2 separate regions of the Homo sapiens genome follow, and region 2 is linked to region 1. Evidence: chromatin contacts called from ENCODE Hi-C or POLR2A ChIA-PET data. All regions are on one chromosome and are shown on one strand. The core of a region is the stretch at or near the end of the contact, and the rest is flanking DNA. Distances in the headings are between cores, read along the strand shown. Region 1 overlaps MICAL2 (microtubule associated monooxygenase, calponin and LIM domain containing 2). Region 2 has its middle 96 kb from the start of PARVA.

Evidence for each region. Hi-C counts contacts between places; a loop is a spot of excess contacts on that map. ChIA-PET counts read pairs that join two places held with the same protein, here RNA polymerase II (POLR2A). Pooled maps may share reads with other maps.
Region 2: a map of CD4-positive, alpha-beta memory T cell shows a loop between it and region 1 (13-fold over the local background). The contact joins two enhancer-like sites. A Hi-C loop is called at or near these places in 33 of 168 maps with a recorded cell type or tissue (A673, CD4-positive, alpha-beta T cell, CD4-positive, alpha-beta memory T cell and 22 more), 27 of 37 single-sample maps with no recorded cell type and 36 of 50 pooled maps. POLR2A ChIA-PET finds 5 or more read pairs at or near these places in 5 of 52 experiments (A549, BJ, CD4-positive, alpha-beta T cell and 2 more).

What each region holds. Positions count from the first base shown.
Region 1 is chr11:12,232,826-12,238,948 of GRCh38, forward strand. It overlaps MICAL2 (microtubule associated monooxygenase, calponin and LIM domain containing 2), which reads left to right. Exons shown (of 28, transcript NM_001282663.2): 16 at 3,352-3,420. Among named protein-coding and RNA genes, the nearest start is that of MIR6124, 72 kb to the left of the region's middle. Within about 2 kb of position 3,211, at least 17 of the 41 ENCODE cell types and tissues checked have a DNase peak (open chromatin) inside an H3K27ac peak, as active enhancers do.
Region 2 is chr11:12,278,408-12,285,202 of GRCh38, forward strand. It overlaps a transcript of MICAL2 not described here. Among named protein-coding and RNA genes, the nearest start is that of PARVA, 96 kb to the right of the region's middle. Within about 2 kb of position 2,569, at least 3 of the 41 ENCODE cell types and tissues checked have a DNase peak (open chromatin) inside an H3K27ac peak, as active enhancers do.

The DNA.
Region 1 (6,123 bases), core at 1,961-4,460:
AGGGTTTCAGTGACCTGTGTTCACCCATGGTCCAAAAATATTAAAAGGAAAATTCCAGAAACAATTCAGTTTTAGATTGCACACCATTCTGAGTAGCATGATGAAATCTCACAGCATCCCACTCCATCCTGCCTGGAATGTGAATCATCCCTTTGTCCAGCATATCCATGGTGTATTTGCTACCCACCCATTAGTCACCTTAGCTGTCTCAGTTACCAGATCAAAAAAACAGCATATCTAGGGTTTGGCAGTATCCATGGTTTCTGGATTCCACTGGGGGCCTTGGAATGTATCTGCCATGGATGAGGGGAGACTACTGTCTAGCACGTTATAGTTTAAGAAGTGTTTTACATCTGTGATTTCATTACTCTCACAACAGCTTATGAACTAAACAATATAAGATCCCTTCTTATAGTTAAGGAAACTGAAGTCAAAGTAGTTGGATGGTTTTCCTGAGATCACACAGCTGGGAAATAATTAGTACCAATGCTCAAATCCATGATTCCTTGAAGAAAGAGCTCTCTTGCTATCACTGGCCGTCTTCCTGACTATCATAGCTGCTGCCCAAATCAACAAAACCATAGCCTGCAATGGTCAACCTCTCTTCCTATGACCCATATCTAAATTATTCCTGGGCTAGGCTATACCAGCTAACTAAATATAAAGTTTGTTTGCTTTGAGCTAAAATCACATTAACTCGGGCAGTATGGGAACATGGTTATCTTGTGCTGATCAAATAAATGTTCAGATTGGCAGATATCTACGTCTTTGATTTTTTTTAATAGGAAAACCAATTAGTTTAATAAATGCCTTTTGGTATATAGACTCTTTCAAATCATTGGGAAATCATGATAAGAAAGTATTCTTAGGGCGGAAGAGCTGGAAACATTAATGGGAAAAGAACATAAGTTATTTATTCTCATGTTCTCTTTGGGCACAGTAAGTATTTTCTTTCTTCTTGTACTTTGAATTCTTTGTAGAGTGAAACAGGGTCCAAGGAAAAGGGAGTACTGAAGCAATTTTGGTTCACAAATATAGATATACAGATAAGAAAAAAGTAGATAAATCTCTAGGTTTGAGTGTTCTTAACCTTTTTGTCTTAGCCTAGCTCTTAGTTGAGAATCAGTGCTTCAATGTTAAATTCATAAGGAAGAGTAGAAACCATTTGGGTATATGTGTTGCTAACCTTTCCATAGACTGCATTTGGTTGTCCCATGGGTCAGGGTGGGTCAGAGGGGCTGAGGTTGTCCCCGTCCATGTCCTTTATTCCCCCTGAAGGATTTGGAGTCTTCTTAGGAGCTGCTGGTGGGCACGGCCTCCCCAGGAATGCCCTTCATAAGCCCATGGCTAATATGGCTGTCTTCAATCTATATAGGCTCCCGTGGAACAGTCCCACCCTGGGCTTGTTGAGTACAAAAGAGAGTAAAATGTTTTGCCCTTTGGAGGAAAAGCCAAATCCTCATTTAAGGTAGAAACCAAAAAAAAAAAACAACAGAAAACCCTAAGATTATGCATGAAGCATTCTTGTTGGGTAGGACATTCTGTACTTTCACAGGCCCCAGGTTTGGGCTGGCAAGAGTAGCATTCCCAGGCTGTGGAGCTGGGGGTCCAGACAGCCTGTTCCTCTAAGACCCAACATTGTTGCAAATAAGATCATCTGTTTCTCTTGGTGTTTGCCCAAGCTTTTGGCTTAAAATCTTTTCCATTCACAGAATAATGATTTATCAGAAGCTGAGGAAAACGTTCAAGAGAAGGCAGGGCCCTTTGATGTGTTGTTTTGTGCTGCCTGGGGCAAATTTTTGAACAAATATCAATGGACTAAACTGTGGTTGATCTTGTCTTTAAAAACAAACAAAAAAATCTGGTGCTGGTAAATATGGGGAGAGGGCAGGGGATGATGAAGAGGACAAGAGATGAGGATGCAGATGCTTTCCGTTGGAGGGAGGGGATGCGTACTGGGTTGTGTGTTGGGGCACCCGTAGCTAGGGTTGTTGTTTCAGACAACCAGGAGGTAAAAGAATCCTCCTGTGATCGGGTAGGTTAGGATTTACGGGGCTGATTGGGCTGTATGCCTGGGTTTGAGGTGAGCAGGTGGCCTGCAGCACTTCCCCCTGCATCCAAAATGGTAGAAAGGCTAGGATTTAATATGGGCCTGCGATGGAAGCCCCCTCTGAGAGGGTAGATGGCTCCCTGCAGAAGCGATCTATGGTCAATGGGACATGGCTCCCTGGTTCTGACAGAACTAGCCATTTGGAGAAGGCTCCCGTGGCTGAAGACTGGTAGCAGAGAGGTCTTACCCCAGAAAAGGATGGGGGAGCCTAGGTGGACCCTAGCCCAGCGACAAGGGTAGGCTTACCCATGGGGTACGGAGGAGGTACTAAATTCAGTCTTTCCCACTCCAGCCATAGCATCAGCTCGGCCTCCAGAGTTCTGCTCATTCCCTGAGGAGACAAGCCTGACAGCCGAGTGCCCTTTGGGAGCCCTTGCAGGGTGATGCAATGGGCTTGGGTAGAGCAGGGCTTTCTGGATTTCAATGCCCAGATGCAGGCAGCAGAGAGTGGGCTGTGAGGCGTTCTCAGTAGGGCAACCATGTCATGTATCATCTAAACCAGGAGACTTCTGAGAGTGAAGGGGGCACTGTTAACAATCAGGCTGGGGGTAAAAAGCGGTAAATCAGAACTACCCTCCACCTCCAACAAACTAGGCTGTATGGTCACGCTAGTCATCAGGCTATAGTTAATGCTTATTTGAAGTTAATAAAATATTGTTTACTAGGATCTGTGATGGTGAGTGAATTGCAGACTTGATTTGCCATCAAATCCCTAGGCAGCTCATTTGAGCCCTGAGAGTCCATGTGAGGTGAACCCGGTCACCTTCTTGTAGGAGAGAGGCTCCCTGGGTGCAGAGAGACCCCAGCTGGTCTCCATGAGGCAGCACACTGAAAGCATCAGCAGACCTGGCTGTGGCCTTGGGCAAACCATTAAACTGCTCTGAGCCCAAGGCCACTTTGCAATGGAGATCATCCCTGCCCTGCCTATGTCACCGGGATTCTTTTTGCTTTGATGTTTCATGAAGATCTTTTGGGGTGTAATTCCAGCCCCTTCTGACGAAGCCTTGGCTCCCTAGGTGGAGTGAGGTTCTCTCCGCTGTGCCTGAACAAAACCCTGTGACAGCATTTGTCACAGTGCGGAGTCATTTACTACCACTCCTGCCTGTAGGCTGACAGCTGTTTGTGGGCAGGGACACATCCTCAGCGCCAGCTCAAAGCCAGCCCTATGCCCTCAGGGATCTTAGTGGGACTGAAGCCCTTGGTGGCCCCCAGAGCTCACCCTGCTTTCTTGGCCATTGCAGGTGGATGGTCAAACCGGAGAGAATGACATGAACAAACGGAGACGGAAGGGCTTCACCAACCTGGACGAGGTTTGTGTACACAGTGTGGCTTTAAACAGAGGCTCGTTTCCTGACAACCAGTGGCCACAGGCAGCCTCACTGTGGTAGCAGCCTGGCCCTGTTCCTTCCCTCTCTCATGAACCACTGGGTTCCAAGCTTGGCGTGATGGAAAAACAGTTGGGGTTTTGGATCACGCTTCACTACTTACTAGCTGTGTAACCTTGAGAAACACAACCTCCCAGGATGTGGTTCATGTCTGTAACGTGCAATGATACACTTGAAATACATGAAACTTGGCAGGACTTTTAAAGATGAATAAGATGAACATGGTATCTGACACATGTTAATCAATATACAACCACTGTTAACAGTAAATAGTAAAGAGGCATCAGCACTCCCACTTTTCTCCCAATCATCGTTTGTATCCATTTGTGTTTCCTTTGCTTTTAGCCTTTAAGGCATATGTCGTGGTCTCCACAAGTGCCACCTTCTGGTGAAAGAAGAAAATTACAGGTTACTTTGTCAAAGGAGAGCCTGAATCTCTTGCCTGCTTCTGAAAAATTGATCAAGGGGAAAGAGTGTCAGTTCTTGCTTCCCTGGGCAGCTTTTAAAAGAGACCTGAGATATACACGTCATTCAAAAAAAGCCATTCCAACTCCACAAGCATGCATATTGTCAGCGAAGTGTGGGATGCCAGCTTTTGCCAGCCTACTGGCTGACCTCAAAATGATGACTTAGAGGCATGAGGGACGGTCTGTATAATACATTGATATCTGATTGATAGGAGGTAGAAGGGACTTTTTCTACTGTTTATGGTCGAAGAGTTTTTATTGCTGTATAGTTGCATGACATGGTTGTTCGTGTCTGACTTGCTGCCCCTCACAACAGTGAGCTTTATAATAAATAGAGTCATGAGGTTCACCTTGGGGAAAGCAGCAGCCAGCCATTCAACCCATTATCTGTGATGGTCAAAGGGAAGCGCTGACAAAGAAAAACGAGTTCAGTTCACATCTTAAAATATGAACAAACCCATTCTACCCAATGAGTTCAAAACACCCTGGGTTGAACATTTTCCTAGAGCTTCTTGAAGGTGCACTTCAGGAAGCACTGTTTCTTCTCCACCACTTGGCTGTGGTGTAAGCAAGAAGCCAGCAAATAGAGACACAGAGAGGAAGCGGAGACTGCACAAGGCTACAGACACATTCCATTTCCCAGATTACGGGTGTCAGCTCTCTAGCTTCAGGGCCTGGGATTTGCTCCTGCCTATTCCCAAGAAGCTTCCCTTGGGTACACTTTGTCTCAGGTGGAAGTCTTTTCCTATGTTTCACCCATGGCTTATTTATTTAAGGGTATGTGAGTGTTGTTTCTGTTATTGGCAACCTAGGAGTTGGAGTGGGAAGAAATCTGGTTTGTGTCTACCCTTTCTGAGACAGCCCTGGACAGTCTCCTGGGGCAACGGTTTTGCTTTAAGTCAGTTTTAACAAAGCAATATTCTTTCTAAATTCTTGCTACTCAAAATGTAATCCAAGATCCAGGAGCAGCAGCAGCAGCTGGGTGCTTGTTAGAAGTACAGGCTTTCAGGGCCCACCCCAGACCTACAGAAAGCAAATCTGCTTTTGAGGATTGATTTCCTGGTGATTCGTGGACCCGTTAATGTCTGAAAGTGCTGGCCTGTATGGCCCACCGTCCTGGCTAACTTTGGTCTTGTACAAATAGTGATCACCCAAGTAAGCACAGCCTCTTCTCACTCAAGCCTGTGCTGTTGTGCACAGTTACATTTCACTTTGAAGGAGGGTATGCCTCTTCGGTTTGTGTTCGTCCAACACTCAGAGTGGCTCTACATACAAGGTTCCCCATAGGGCTGCCACACCTAGGGATCTTTTTAAAAAAAAATTAACTATAGCTTGCCTTTTCCAGTGAATTTCTTCTAAATGAACACATCTTTGTTGTCGTGAGAATGTCTGTTCCTGTGAGGGACATTCCTGGTGTCCTTGGGAAAACTTACTGCCCACTTGCTGTGGCAGCACCATTTATACTCCTGAGGCCTGTGGGAGGAGATCCCGTAGTAAGGGGGAACAGACGTTCTTAGTAAACAGTGGTCATTTTCAATTTTTCACTGTTAGCAGATGAGCTAGAGAAATCTTATATGGAACTCCGTTTTATAAAATAGCATAACCGAATGATCAAGGTCTACATCACCACTTATAAGTCACGTTGATATCATGCAGCCCGCTGTACTGGAATGAGAAGAGCATTTCACCTCGGTGGTGTCCTTCCCCAAAGTCTAATCATGAGACAACATCAGACCAACCCAGATTGAGGGGCTTTCTATTAAACAGCTGCTCAGTACCCTACAAAAAGTGTCATTCTGTAACAGAAACTGTTACAGTTTGTAGGAAACCAAGGAGACAGGGTGATGAAATGCAGTGTGGGATCCTGGGACAGAAAAAAGATATTAGTGGAAAAACTGATGCAATCCGAATAAAGTGTATAATTTAGTTAATAGTATTGTGCCAGTGTTAATTTCTCAATCTTGATGACAGGAGCAATTATTCCAGATTTAACACTGTGGGCAGCTGGGTGAAGGGTATGCAGGGACAGTCTGTGCTATCTTTGCAACTTTTGTGTAAATCTAAAATTGTTTCTAAATTAAAATTTTTCTTTAAAAAGATAGCAAAAATAGAGCAGGGCTGGTTAAAGCTGGGGGTAGGTACAGAGGAGAAAGGAGAAAGA
Region 2 (6,795 bases), core at 1,319-3,818, 45 kb after region 1:
TGACACCTTTCCCTACGATGTTAACAAGGGCTGCGGCGTAAATAGGTGATAGGAATTTTCCCGCTCCATTATAATTTTATGGGACCACCATCAAATATGGGTTATATTGCTGACTAAAACATCATTATGAAAGACATGACTGTAATTCAAAGAATTTTTAAGTAGAAGAGTAACATCTCATTTACAGTTTTCACAGATCAGCAGGCCTCGCTTTGGGGAATGGATGAAGCAGGCGTGTGTGAGGATAAAGGCAGGAAGAGCAGGTGGAAGCCTGCAGCTCGGGGTCAGGATGGGAGCAGTGGAGATGGATTTGTTAATGGACTGAATGAGAGGGAAAGAGAATTTCAGAGTGACTCTCAGAATTTTTCCAGAGTGACTGAATGGCTGGTATGGTCATTTCTAAAGTTATCTTGAGGTGGGGAAGATTTCAGAGAAGGTGCACGTTAGTGGAGAAAGTCAAGAGTTCTGTTTTGGGCACGTTGGGTTTGAGATGCCGGTGTCTTTGTGGATGTCAGGTAAGTGGTTGAATATGTAAGTGTTCTGGGAGGCAGGGCTGGAGATGGTGATTTTAGAGGCTATTAAAGCCCAGGGCTCTGATGGGTTGTTTCCACAGTAAGAATATCTTCCTGTAGACAAAGAAGAGCTGGGCTCAGAAGAGAGCTCTGGGGCATTTGAACATTCAGTAGGCAAGTGGAGAAGGAGCTAGCAAAACCCACTGGGGAGCAAAGGAACCAGGAGATGGCACGTGGTGGAAGCCAAGAGAAGAAAGTGTCTCAAGAGGGAGGGTTTGGTTCTCTGCATCAGAGGCTGCTGGAGAGCCCAGTCGGATATGTATAGAGAAATGACCTTTGGACTTTCCAACGGGAGGCTCATTGTTAACTTGGACAAAGTGGCCTCGGTGGAGTGAACGAGTAGATGTGGGGAGAACATGAGGGGAAAGCAGGGACTGCAGTTGTAGACAACTGGCTCGTCAAGTCTTGGTCATGCAGACTCTGGAATGGGGCTTGGGAACATAGGCTTGAGCATCCCACAGGTGATTCATTCTGATGCCCAGAGAAGGGAAATGACCTGCCCTGGATCACACAGCCTTCAGAGTCTTCTAAGCCTCCACGTAGGCAGGCCTGTTTCCATAATAACAGGCAGAAACCCAACTCAAACTAGCTTCGGTAACAAAGGCAAATGCATCGGCTCGTCTGACTGGGAAGTCCAAGGGTGGTCCTCATTCAGGCAGGGCAGGAGCCAGAGTCTCAAACAGCCCCTCTCCCTTCCTGCCTCTCTCTCTGCTGCTTTTACAGCCATTGGCAGAGAGGCTGTCTCCACACATGGAACTCGGCTACTGAGGGTCTCAGACCGTATCCATAAATTCATGTCCTCAGGTCAGGATGCCAAGGCAGGCCTCCAGCTGCTACTCCCACATCACATACTTCCCTCTGGGAACAATCAGTGAACAGGACTGGGGCACCATGACCAGCCAGGCTTGGGCACTCTGATGGATAGGGGGTCTGCCATAGACACAGGTGGACGAGTGGCAGTGACCTTGTGGAAGGAACCCTGCTGGATTTCCATGTACAGAGAGTGTGTGGATATATATAGTTTCACTAACACATCACTGCTTGAGCAGTTTTGTACTTTCCCATCCTGGAACTGCGTGTGCTTGGGCTGCCCCTCTGTCTAGGACACCCTGCCTCCACTTCTTTGCCACTTGAATTCCAGTTATTTAAGGCCCATGTTAAATACCACCCACCCCTCACCCCCACCCAGGTAGAATTTTCCATTCCCTCATCCATTCCATGGGGAAGAGAGCAGTATTTAAATGCCTGAAGTTTCGGGACCAAGTCCCTAATGATGAGCTTATCTGACCAGAGAGACCTTAGGAGTCATGCTCCGGGGCAGGTGCAGGTGAGCAGAGCAGGCTTTATTCAAACAGCTCCTCATGCATTGCTGGGCCCCTTCTGCTCTGAGCCAAGCCTGTATTGTTCTGCTCTGGCTGCCATAACAAAGCACCACAGACTGGGTGGCTGAAACAACAGAAACGTATTTTCTCACTGATTTGGAGGCTGGAAGTCTGAGATCAAGGTGTGGGCAGGGTTGGTTCCTACTGGGGGATTGGAGGGAAGGATCTGTTCCAGGCCTCCCTCTTTAGCTTGTAGATGGCATCTTCCTGTTTGCATAGTGTTTTCCTTCTGTGCCTGTGTGTGTCCACATTTCCTCTTCTTAGAAAGATATCAGGTGCATGGGACAAGGGCCCAGCCTAACAACCTCATTTTACCTTAATGACCTCCTTAAAGGCCTTATCTCTAGATGCAGTCATATCTGAAGGTACTTGGGGTTAGGACTTCAGCATATGAGTTTTCAGGAATACAATTCAACCCATAACAAAGTCCGAAGCTGGGCTCTGGGCACACAGGACTAAGCCCAGGCCCCCCAGGTGCGCTGGAGCAGTCCTGGGCAGGACGCAGTGTGGGTGTGTTGGGGCATGGGTTCCAGGCCCCCTGACTCACCCACCCACTCCTTCCTCCTTCCAGCTCTGACACAGAGTCTGACTATGGTGGCAGCGAGGGCTCCCACACAGAACCCTGTGAAGAGAAACCCTGGCGGCCAGGATCCCCGCATCTACCGCACACGTCCCTAGGGGAGGCCCTGAGCAGGGCAGTCTCTCCACAGTGCCCTGAGGAGCCCAGAGCTGTGCACGGTAAGCAGAGAGCCCACCAGGCTTGATTCTGGGAAGTGGGGAGGGAACAGAGACCCCCACAGCTGAATTTCCCTCTTGGAGGACCAGGTGACAGGAAGCCTCGCCCTCAGGCTTCAAGGCGGTGGGGCTAGGACCTTTGGGGAGTGGGACGCAAGTGGCAGTGAAGGGACTTGAACCAGGCCTGGCTTCCCTCTCCATGAGAAGCTTTGGAATCCCAGTGGGGAAGACATCACGGGGACTGGCTGGCTGTGGTTGGTCACAGGCTGGCAGGGATCAGGGGCCCGCAGGTCTCTCTTGCCTGGAGTGATCGCTCTCCTGCCTCCTGTATGGGCACCTCCTTAGGGGCCCCTCCAGCATCCCATAGCCCCTGAGGGAAGGGAGCTGGGTCCAGCTGCTGTTGGACAACATGCAGCCCTGGATGGCATCATCTCCCTGGGACCACCTGCACAGCACCGGGGCCATTACCAGTGTTTGGGGCTTGTGGGATGCACCCAAACTTCTACACAACAATTAATACACTTTTACTGCATACCTGTAATGGGCCAGGACTTTTCCCATACGTGTGGTCATCCCAGGATGACCCTGTGGGGTAACTAGTGCGAAGCCTGTTTCACAGGTGAGCAAACAGGCTGAGTGGTCTCCCGAAGTCTCAGCCAGTGCTGGTGCCACCCTCCAGCCACCACTGCCCAAGCTCTGGCTTACTAAGAGGTAGCTGTCTTTAGCAGCCCAGCTTGTGTTTAATACAAAGTTGACCTGGAACTGAGTGTTTTGATTCAGTCAACAATTTGGGACCAAATCGTCTGATTTATGGGTAACTTCTGGACGAGCCTGGGAAGAAACAGTCTAACCTGACGGAAACTTGCTGCCCAATGGCCCCACAGCCTTAGTTGCCCTGGGAGAGCTGGAGCTCAACTTGTCCTGCATCGCCACCTGGTGGTCATGAGCAGAATTGCCACCTGGTCCGTGAAATGTTTTCAGGAGTGATGGTTTCCCAGGAAGACGAGGGCTGGGGCGGAAAGAACTCATATAGATATTTTTAAATCCTGGAATTGTTGAATTTACTCTAGAAATGTTGAATTTTACCCTCATTTTTTAAAAAAGTGACACTTTTTAAAAAGGACAGATTATCATCCAAACACATTTGTTAAGTACCATTTGTGGGGCTGTGCAGAAAGGCTCAGCACTGGCACTGAACTGAGTACTCTCCTGTGCCCAGCTGGGTCCAGCCCCACCTCTGGTTACTGCGTGGCCTTGGTGTACCCTTCCATCCCCCTGGGCTCCAGCTCCCCATTTCCAGATATGAAGTTGGCCTGCCTTTCATCCCTTCCCTCCATTTCCCCTCCAATTGCCAGACGGTTTTAGGCAACTTACAAGAAAAACATAAAACAAAATTGTACATTTATAAATATGAAAGATCAAGCCTCAAAATCAGGTCTAACAAAACCAGTTTAGGAGGGATAGACCCCAGAGAGGCAGACCATAATCCTAAACAGTTGCTCTAATTGAATCATAAGTTTGATTCTGAGTTTTCTAGCTTCCAGCATTTAAAAGGAAACACAGAACATCGTTACTCTCATTGTTTATGAGGAAAACATATATTGGTTTGCAGCAGGTCTCTGAGTAGGCACAACTTCTCCTAATGCTTAACTCTGTAGTTTCTGGCTCATACCAAATAGATGATATTGAGAAATGTGTTCGATCATGTCTTAACAGTTCCTCAGAAAATGCAGCCTTAGTATTCTCGAGGCTGTTTCTTACAGCAACCCTTGCTGGAAGGTGAGGGCATGACAAAAAAACATGACTCAGTGATAGCAGTTTTCTTAGCGGGATGGGGTTGTGTTGGGAGACTAGTTGGGTTGGGTAGTGAAGCCAAAGCATTTTGTTTCTGACAGTCCAGTTTAACGCCAGAATAAAATACAGAGTAGGTAAGTGGGTAGAATGCGTGACTCTCAAACAATTCTTTGTCGAGTTAGTCTTCATCAGTCATTGTTTTATCATTGCTAGGTGGACCACATTGTACAGTTAAGCTCTCTGGCACAGGTCTAAGTGCTGTGCTTTGTGCTGCTGGTTATGGTAACCCCATCACTTTACCAAATAATGCAGGGTTGACCCTTTGTGTGGGTTTTATGGAGCTTCATTAACCACAATTCTCACCTGGATAAATGCCTCCAAGGTAGACCAAGGGAATGCCAGACAAGACCAGGATATTGCTTTGAAAAGACTCCTGGTTGCAGTGTGGAGTTTAAAAAAAAAAAAAAAAAAAGACTCTACGTTGGTCCAGCCATGCTCATAGAAGCATTATTCACATTAGCCAAAAGGGGGAAACAAATCAAATGTTCAACAGACAAATGGATAAACAAAACGCAGTATATCCATACAGCAAAATGTTATTCAGACTTTAAAAAGAAGGGACTCTGACATGTGCTACAACTTAGATGAACCTGCAAAGCATGCTGCTAAGGGAAATAAGCCAGTCATAAAAGGACATACATCAGTTTGGGATGAGGGCAGAGTTCTGGAGATGGGTGGTGGTGAGGTGGTGATGGCTGCACAGCAGGGTAAGTGTACTTAATGTCACTGAAATCTAGACTTAAAAATGTATAAGTAACAATTTTTATATTATGTATATTATTTTCCACAATTTTTAAAAAGACTTCGGGGACTACCTTGGCACATGAAGAAACTTATTACATCCTCAAAGTTCACAGAGCGTGCCCAAGAGGATGGCCTGAAATACAGCTCACACCCTATGTTATGGAGGCTGCAGAAAGCCCCCTAAAACATCAGGGTCAGGGATTCGTGATAATCTTGTTTAAAAGGCAGATTCCCAGGTTCTCACCATCAGAAATTCAGATTGAGTGGGTCTGGAGTGGTGCCAAGTGTGTGCATTCTGTGTAAGCATCCCCAGGGGCTTTGACACAGTGGACCATGTTCTACACTTTGGGAGTTTCAGAAATGCAGCTTTGTGGAAGGCCTTCCTAGATGAATTCATTGTGAAATCCACACCCAAGCAACTAAATGAATCGATCTAGTGCATTGGACTCTTAGCTATAAACTAATTAGATTTAGGAGAACAACCTGCCCCGAATTATTCTGGCTTAGAGGAATTGATATTTATCCATCTTTTTTTCTGGCAATAATTTGATCCAATGGAATATGGAGGACACTTATCAGTTTGTAGCAATGAAATGATATCATCAGCACCACATGGGAAAATACCCTCTCACTCCTTTTACAGTGGGTCATGCACTAAGATCTCTGAAAGTGCTCCTTTAAAATAAATAAACACACATAGAATATAAGCTAAAAAGAAGGGATCAGCCCACTTTATGCTGCTCAGCATTACTAGATGAAGTCATTACTACCCACCCTATTGTTCCCGTTGTGGTAAAAATGTGTGCATGTGTGTTCTATTAACACCAGTGATGGAAAATCTCTCTTGAACTTTAGCCATTTCCAATAGGTTCCATTCCACAAAGTTACAAGCTAAGAAGAAGCAATTAGAGCTTTATGCAATTTTTTTTTTTAGAAATGTCTTCATTAAGTGATTAAGAGGCTAGCTTTGGCCAGCAGGATGTAGCTGTGCTTAAGACCTGCTTGCTCCTTATGGAAAACATCCAGCCTGGAAAGCCCAGGCAGCCAGCAATTGGGGGGTGGGCTATTCATCTCCTCATGGGGAGCTGGGAAGACTGTGTGCCCATCCATACAGGCTCCTCCTCAAACCCATGGGCTTGATTTTGAGAGCAGGCCTGTGGGATTGGGAACCTGCCAGACAGAGCAGACATGAAGCGCCTCCAAATGTAACCACCCGAAGGGTTCTCCTTGCCTGCTGCCTAGACTGAGCTGATTTCTCAAGACAGGGGAATTGCGATAGAAAAAGAGTTTAATTTACACAGAGCTGGCTGTACAGGAGACCAGAATTTTATTATTACTTAAATCAGTCTCCCTGAAAACTCGGGGATCAGGATTTTTAAAGATAATTTGTTGAGAAGGGGTTCGGAAAATGGGGAGTGCTGATTGGTCAGGTCAGAGATGAACTCATAGGGAGTCAAAGCTGTCCTCTTGCACTGAGTCAGTTCCTGAGTGGGGGCTAAAAGACCAGA